Regions from separate parts of the Homo sapiens genome. Here region 2 is linked to region 1. The links are chromatin contacts, found by Hi-C or POLR2A ChIA-PET in ENCODE. All regions are on one chromosome and are shown on one strand. Each heading gives the region's core, a stretch centred on a gene start or an enhancer-like site at or near the end of the contact. The rest is flanking DNA. Distances are from core to core; before and after follow the strand shown.

What was found. Hi-C counts contacts between places; a loop is a spot of excess contacts on that map. ChIA-PET counts read pairs that join two places held with the same protein, here RNA polymerase II (POLR2A). Pooled maps may share reads with other maps.
Region 2: a loop to region 1 is called in a map of endothelial cell of umbilical vein, with 14 times the contacts of the local background. The contact joins the promoter of FGF12-AS2 here to the promoter of FGF12 in region 1. A Hi-C loop is called at or near these places in 1 of 168 maps with a recorded cell type or tissue (endothelial cell of umbilical vein) and 2 of 50 pooled maps. POLR2A ChIA-PET finds 5 or more read pairs at or near these places in 2 of 52 experiments (H1 and Panc1).

The regions. Positions count from the first base shown.
Region 1 is chr3:192,725,717-192,728,989 of GRCh38, reverse strand. It overlaps FGF12 (fibroblast growth factor 12), which reads left to right and starts at 1,449. Exons shown (of 6, transcript NM_004113.6): 1 at 1,449-1,506; 2 at 1,667-1,809. The coding sequence starts at 1,797. It overlaps LOC107986056 (a long non-coding RNA gene), which reads left to right. Exons shown (of 3, transcript XR_001740579.2): 3 at 436-1,267.
Region 2 is chr3:192,512,923-192,516,574 of GRCh38, reverse strand. FGF12-AS2 (FGF12 antisense RNA 2) reads right to left here and starts at 1,553. Exons shown (of 2, transcript NR_046598.1): 1 at 1,067-1,553; 2 at 2-94. The region is part of intron 2 of FGF12 (fibroblast growth factor 12); the gene reads left to right. RefSeq lists an enhancer at 1-1,190 and a silencer at 2,281-2,575.

The DNA of each region.
Region 1 (3,273 bases), core at 200-2,699:
ACATTGAAAAGAAATCCTGAATTTTATGATTCTTCCAAACACGTACTTTGGCATACAGTTGGAGAACCTAAAAATTAGTAGGCCCTAGGTTGTGGCCTCTGCAATCCGATACTCCTAAATGCTGAATGGATCCAGGCGTTGCTGACCCACAGCAGTTCATTAGTGGGAGTCCTCCACTAATAATGTCCATGTCTGGCTGAACCATCCGTGGTTAATATTTGTAATCATGGCCCTCAGGCATTGGAAAAATCAAAGGATGCCCTCTGAATCACCAGAAAAAGATTAAATTAGATACAACTCCAGGTTTCTTGTTGGGAGTACATTTTATTATATTTCAATGTTTTGAAAATTGGGACTAGAAGCCTACTGTGGAAGGATCTTTCATGAAGTAGAGTATGTGACTAATCTGCACATCTCCTTCCTTAACCATTTCAGATAACAGAGTTTTCTGGACTTCTGGAGAATAAGATTATTATTCTCAAGGAGAGATGATCACCTCAGGAAAATCTGGACTATTGAAAAAAAAAGGTAGTAAATACAACACAATTTTTCCTGTTAAACATTTTGCATATAAACGAAATACAGTGTGGGCTTTAGAAATATTTTGATATGAAAGTAGCACTTCAAGAGATTTGTGGTTTTGCATCTTCCTCTAGAGCTCTGTACAAGAAAAATACTCTATCCCTGCAACTTCACAAAAATGATTAGGTATTGCTTTTGGAAGTACTTATTATCAATAAGACGCCTCCCCACCTTTGGGGACTTCTTGCAGGTTGTTGGAAAAAAGCTAAAAAGAGCACCTCAAAATATCCTCAGTGGCTTTTTTGAAGAACTTTAGAAGCCTTGGAGCCTGCTCATGGAACAGTTTTGAGGTGGAGGCAGGCAGGAAAACACTGAGTTTGAGTAACAAAGAAGCGAGAGAATATTAACCTTTGACAGCTCCATAACTACTCTCACCCCACTCTCGAAAAACAAAACAAAACACATACAGGAATATAACAAGCAATGTGAAGTCAGTGGGGAGAGGAGAGGGAAGCAGACAGCTGGAAAGTTACTGCAGCAAGTAGAAAGAGAAACCCAAATTGTGAACATTAAAAACGATTCGTAAATCTCTCCTCCCTGCCTTCTGAATAAAACCATACCCTGCCTGGAGACACTAGCCTCCTCTAAGACTTCAGTAATTCGTCCTGATGCACGCAGTACTAGTCCAATCCATTTTCTAGTTTGCAGAGGAAAATCCGGTCCGGCGTTTATTTTTAGCAGCGCTTCCCTGTGACCGAATGCTACAGCTCCTCAGCTGGGATAACTGAGGACCGTATTGGGGAGGGAGGCGAAGGGGGCGGGGGAGCGGGAGGCGGTGAAAAGGGGAGGGGGGACGCCCTGCGCATGCGTGCCAGCGCCCATGCAAATCTGCTGTGCATCCAGAGAGCAAAGTGGGATGATCTGTCACTACACCTGCAGCACCACGCTCGGAGGACAGCTCCTGCCTGCAGCTTCCAGACCCAGGTAAAAAAAAAAAAAAAAAAATCTGAGCGGGCACTGTGCATGCATTTCAGTATCAGATGCGCGTCGCAACGTATCCCCTGTAGAGGCAATCTGCTGCTGCTCCTAAGTGTCCTTTGGTGGCTGATTGCAGCTTCAAGGTTTAAGAAATCCCATCTTTCAGGAAGCCTGAGGGGAAGGAAGGAAGTACGGGCGAAATCATCAGATTGGCTTCCCAGATTTGGGAATCTGAAGCGGGCCCACATCTTCCGGCCAACTTCCATTGAACTTCCCAGCACTCGAAAGGGACCGAAATGGAGAGCAAAGGTATGTGGTTGTCCCTATCGGGGGACTTCCCGCTGCATGTGCGTGTGGCCAAGGCAATCCTCGGCGAGGGGACTGCAGTGCTTGGGGAGCGAGCATCATACTAGGTCGATAGAGGAGGAGATGCTATGTCCATTGCAGCACTGGGGAAGTGTGGCAGGAAGGCGACTTCTTTTTAACTCCCACAGCTTGGAAGACAGTGTTTAATACTCCATCAGTTGCGTAGTGAACTGTGATGAGTTTTTTGGGGGGAGGTGGGGAGAGTCCCCCCAAAATGGAGGAGGAGGAGGAGGTATGTGTTAGTAAAGCAATATCTTTTCTGTATAATGGATGGACTCAAATAAATCTATTTCATTTGCTTTAGAATTGCTGACAGGCACGTTTGTACCTGATATCCAATAATGCATTGCTAAAAAAAAAATGTTTGAATTTCACCACCCCCACCTCATGAAGATGGTATTTCTGGGTGTGTATGACCACATCCTACTGCATTTTGAATATATATCAGCAGAGAAATTGGGTCTATTTGGAACAGCATGCGTTAGAACTGACCTCTAAGAAGAACAGTGTATGGGAGTACTGCTTGGCTTCCAAGCATAATGCATTTACTAGTTCTGGACATGTACATATTAATGTTCTCCTCATAAGCAAATCTGCATAATGTATGCATGCCAACTGATAAATGAACTGTAAAAATCAACTTCTGAATGGCATATTGAACACACATAAACACAACGACTATTCTAACCACAAGATTAGATATCTTTTGGATTTAACCCCATCTATGCAGGTCTGTTTCTCCTTCTCCTTAAAACGCCCACCAGGTTGTGAGAGCCTTGAGTGATATGGTGGTCAGATATCCAGGAGGCATACTGGATGTATTTAATTCTGGCGAAATCAGAAGAAATGATGTCAACTTTTATGAAACTATATTCATTACCCAGAACTCGGGAAGCTATATTTGAAACAAGATTTTATTTTTAAACCAGGAATGTCAGTCACTGTGGTAATGTACTTAGGATCAGGGAATGGTGGTGAGTTACCTATTTCTGGGCTGATTAATGAAACTGGAGTGTTGAATGATAGCAGTTCTATGTTCAATAAAGTGTTTTAAGTATTTAATTGGTAGATTTAAAGTATTTGAACCTAGGCAAGCATTTATAGTATAAAAAGAGCTGAATCAACATGGATTAAGACTAGCAGGCAATTTTCAGTTCAGGCAGATTATTCTTATGATACATTGATGGGCATCTCCACGTCTGACAATGATGTACACATATGAGAGAATCCATGTCTATAAGTATATTTGAGGCATATATTATTAACTCTATTATACTCCATTTTAAAATAAAAAGGCAGTCCTTAACATATAAAGGTTTGTAATATTCTAGCTGACTAAGTATTTCTGGGACATAAGGTTAACAACAGAAAAAGAATATCATTTTACTATGAAACAGTTTTTCTTGC
Region 2 (3,652 bases), core at 304-2,803, 210 kb after region 1:
TCACCTCTGAGAGAAAAAAGGAAGAGACTTCTTCCAGGCAACTTCAAACATCATTTCAAGTGTTAGGGAGCCAGTGGAACCGCGAATGTTTAGCCTATATAAGAGAAAGAGAACAGGTGTGATGCAAACCATTTTTACTCCCTTGCAGGGAAGAGCTAACCAGTTAGTGCTAGGCAGCCTTGAGACAATGGATGGAACAAAGGTGAGGTCAGTTGTTGGCTCAACCTCAGGGAAAACCTAACAGTTTTCGTGCAATGAATTACCTAGGGAGCTGCTGAGTTCACTGTCACCTGGATTATTCAAGCAGAAATTCACTGGTATGAACACTGGCATTCATCGGAAAGTGAAAATGATTCACAACCCTACAGGTGGGGTCTAAATAATAATAATTGCAAACACTATTTTAGCACTTACTTTAAAACAAGTGTTTTCTTAACTCTCAGGGGGTGTGTGAGACAGATGCTATCTTTAACTTTCTTTTAAAGATGAGAAAATTGAGGGACAGAGCGGTTAAGTAATTTGTTCAAGGTCACACACCTAGTAGGAATTTGAACTTAACGCTGCTTGTCTCTAGTGTCTGTGCTCTTAATCACTTGTATTGCTAAGTGTCCCCTAAAGTCCCCTCTTGCCCTGAGATTCCACATAGGGTTACGTCCTGTCACTTCGACAGCATTCTTCCCATGCTTACTCATTGCACTTCCAAAAGGGCATTGTTGGCATCAGGAAAAGAAAAAAAAAAAGAGTCAAGGGGGCTGCTGGGAAAAAAAAATCGAGATCTTTAAACTCATGGAGAAGCTGTTTGGTCATCGGGGCGGGCTGGCAGAGGCAAAGCCTGCCAGAATACTGGCGCCAAAGCGAAGCGCTCTTTTGTCTTCAGATTTCTCGCCTCACCTGCCTCCTCTCCCTCTGTCCCTTCTAGCTCCACTTCCCACTGCACCTATGCTAAGCTTTTCTAGGAGCCTGAAAGGCACGGGGACAAACAAGCACGCCGCTGCCAATCCTCTATCTCACACCCTCTTCCCCACCCAGATTGACGGGGAGACGCCCAGGGTGGTAAGTGACTTACCCAAGGACACAGAGCCCCGACCAGAAAATCCAGGTGTCCAGACTCCCACATCGGCACTCTGTCCACGCCTACGCACACCTGACTTCTCATAGCCGGCACCCAGGAGCTTTCTTTATTCCACGTCCCCGCCTCCCTACCCCACCCCCTAGTTCCCTAGAGTCGCTTCTGACGCTCTGCAGCCTCCGGGGTCCAGCCCTCCCTGCGGGTGCTTCCCTTCCGCCGGATTCCCACACCGGAGTCGCCCTTGGCCGCGCGCAGCCCGCGGGACCGCTGCCTTCCGGGCTGGAAGCCGCGCAGCCCTCTCAGCGCCTCAAGCCCGGGACGGCTGGGACACCGAGGTAGTCGGGCTCCCAGGGCACAGGGTCCGGCACCGAGGGCAGGAGCAGGGGAGGTGCCAAGGACCCCGGTCCAGAAGGCACCTGTAAGGAAGCACCGACCCGCAGTGACGTCCTCCGCGTCGTCCTCAGACCAGCCACCGCCTCCGGAAGGTCTCAAGGGGCCGTGCTCGAGCCCACCGAGGGGTGGCAGCGCCTCGGGCTCTCGGAGGGCTGCCCCCGGCGGACCGGCACTTCCGCGTCCCGGCCCGCCCCCTGCCGGCGCCCGGGCTCCCTCCGGCTCCATGTGCAAACTCCCCTCCACCTGGGCGCGCGCGATGGACTCGGGACCCGGCTTCCGAAGACAGGCCGCCTGTTGGTTGGACTACTAGCGCAGGTGGGCGGGGAGTTGACCAACCCCACACACGCGCTTCTCCATGAAGATTCTTGAGCTTTCTCTGAAGAAAGGAGTGCATATGCTGCAGTGTCTCTGTGGAAGGAGCCTGAGGTCCAGCGACAGCCCAAGTGGTGAGAAAATGTTCTTTCCCCAGCCCCCAAACACTGCAGAATGCCCCCTTCCCTTCTTCCGGGGCCCTCTCCGCCGCCCTCCTCTGCTTCATTCAGCGCTGCCTGTGGCGGAGGGAAGGCGTTTCCCGACTGGGGCGAGGTCAGGGCCCCTCCGCTGGTTCTGTCTGTGGGTATTTTTTCTTTTAAATCCCTGAAGTCATCGACGCTTTGTAGGGAGAGCGCGTTGGCTTTCGCCGGGCGCGCCTGGGCTGAAACCTGCGGGTCTCTCTCCAAGCGGCGCTGGCCGTGACCTGCGTTCGCACCTTCTCGCGGCCCTCTCTGCGATTTGCGAGGGCGGCGCGCGACTTGGAGTTGTTCAGTGTCTCCGAAAAGTTGCTCGTGCGTTCCACAGGAGAGGGGACTTTTAAACAGATGGCTGGCAAGGCAGGTATATTTTCTTTTTCTTGCTTTGTCTGAAAAGTAGACATCTGGCGGTGGTTAGGGGTACGTTTCCCCTGGAGATTTAGCGATTTCTGTCCTTGGTGCTGAAGTAGGAGGGTCCCAGTTAGCCTTGGGCTTCAACCGGGTGCCCTGGGAAAGACTACACGGAGGAAAAGAAAGAAAATCAGAACCTTTGAATGAACTGAGATATTGAGAAAGGCCATTAAAAATTGAATGAAAAAAACCCCACCAAACTAATATCAAATAAGTGTGATTCTTTTATGCTGAAGTCTTGCAAAATGGTGTGCTGTTTCACCACGTTTCCTCCATTGTCTATCTCTAATTGTTTATAAAGTTCTTTAAAAGGTTTGTATAAGTTATCTTTAAAGTGGTGTGTCTATTAATCTTGCAAGGGCTAATTCAGTTTCTGTGTCTTGATTTTCCTTTTACAAACTGGGAGTGGGGTGTGGGAAGAGAACAATGACACCCTAATACATCTAGACAAGTGTCTTTTTGCCAAGAAATATACGTTTTTGGTCCATGAATTCCAAATAATTTTACTTTTCAAAAATTTAACAACATTATACAAGATTTCGTGTTTAAAACTCCATATGTTATTTTGGAGAGTCTGATTCATTTGGTTATGGCACCTATTTTCACTCTGTTCTTGAGCTATGAAAATTATATTTGGAAAGATTATAATATATGTAGGTTTCATTCATTCTTATAGATCTTTGACTTTGTGGTTACTCATCAGTCTAAATGAAATATAAAACTACTTAAAAAGACCTAATTAGAATTAAATAGAAAACTACTAAAAAGAACTGATTTATGAAATTGCAGAACACACTTTCAAAATGGAATCAGCAACGAGATCTCATTTTTACTTCCATGCAGTTCGGAAGATTATTTGTACATTATTTTTTGCCATTATATTTGTAAGTACTAAAACGCATCATACCACTATATTCTAAACGAAGTGGCTTTATGTTAAAGTTTCGTGTTTTGATATACATATTTCAAGAAGCCAGTAGAGATATGTGTTATTATTTCATTTTTTCCTGGTCCACAGTAAATATAATGTGAATAGATCATAACTTGGGTATATGTCTCTTAGAGGTGAAAATTTTAAAACTGTGTAGGGTATGTAATGAAGACAGGGCAGTCTCTCATGTCAAATTAGGAAAGATATTCAGTTTACCTGCAGAGTCAGTTTCCTAAATAGCGATAGATCCAAATAGAAGGGTTAACTTATGTGATTGGACAGCATAGTTTGTTGCAAGTATGGGACTGATTTAGTTGTAACACATTCTCAATAAGTCAC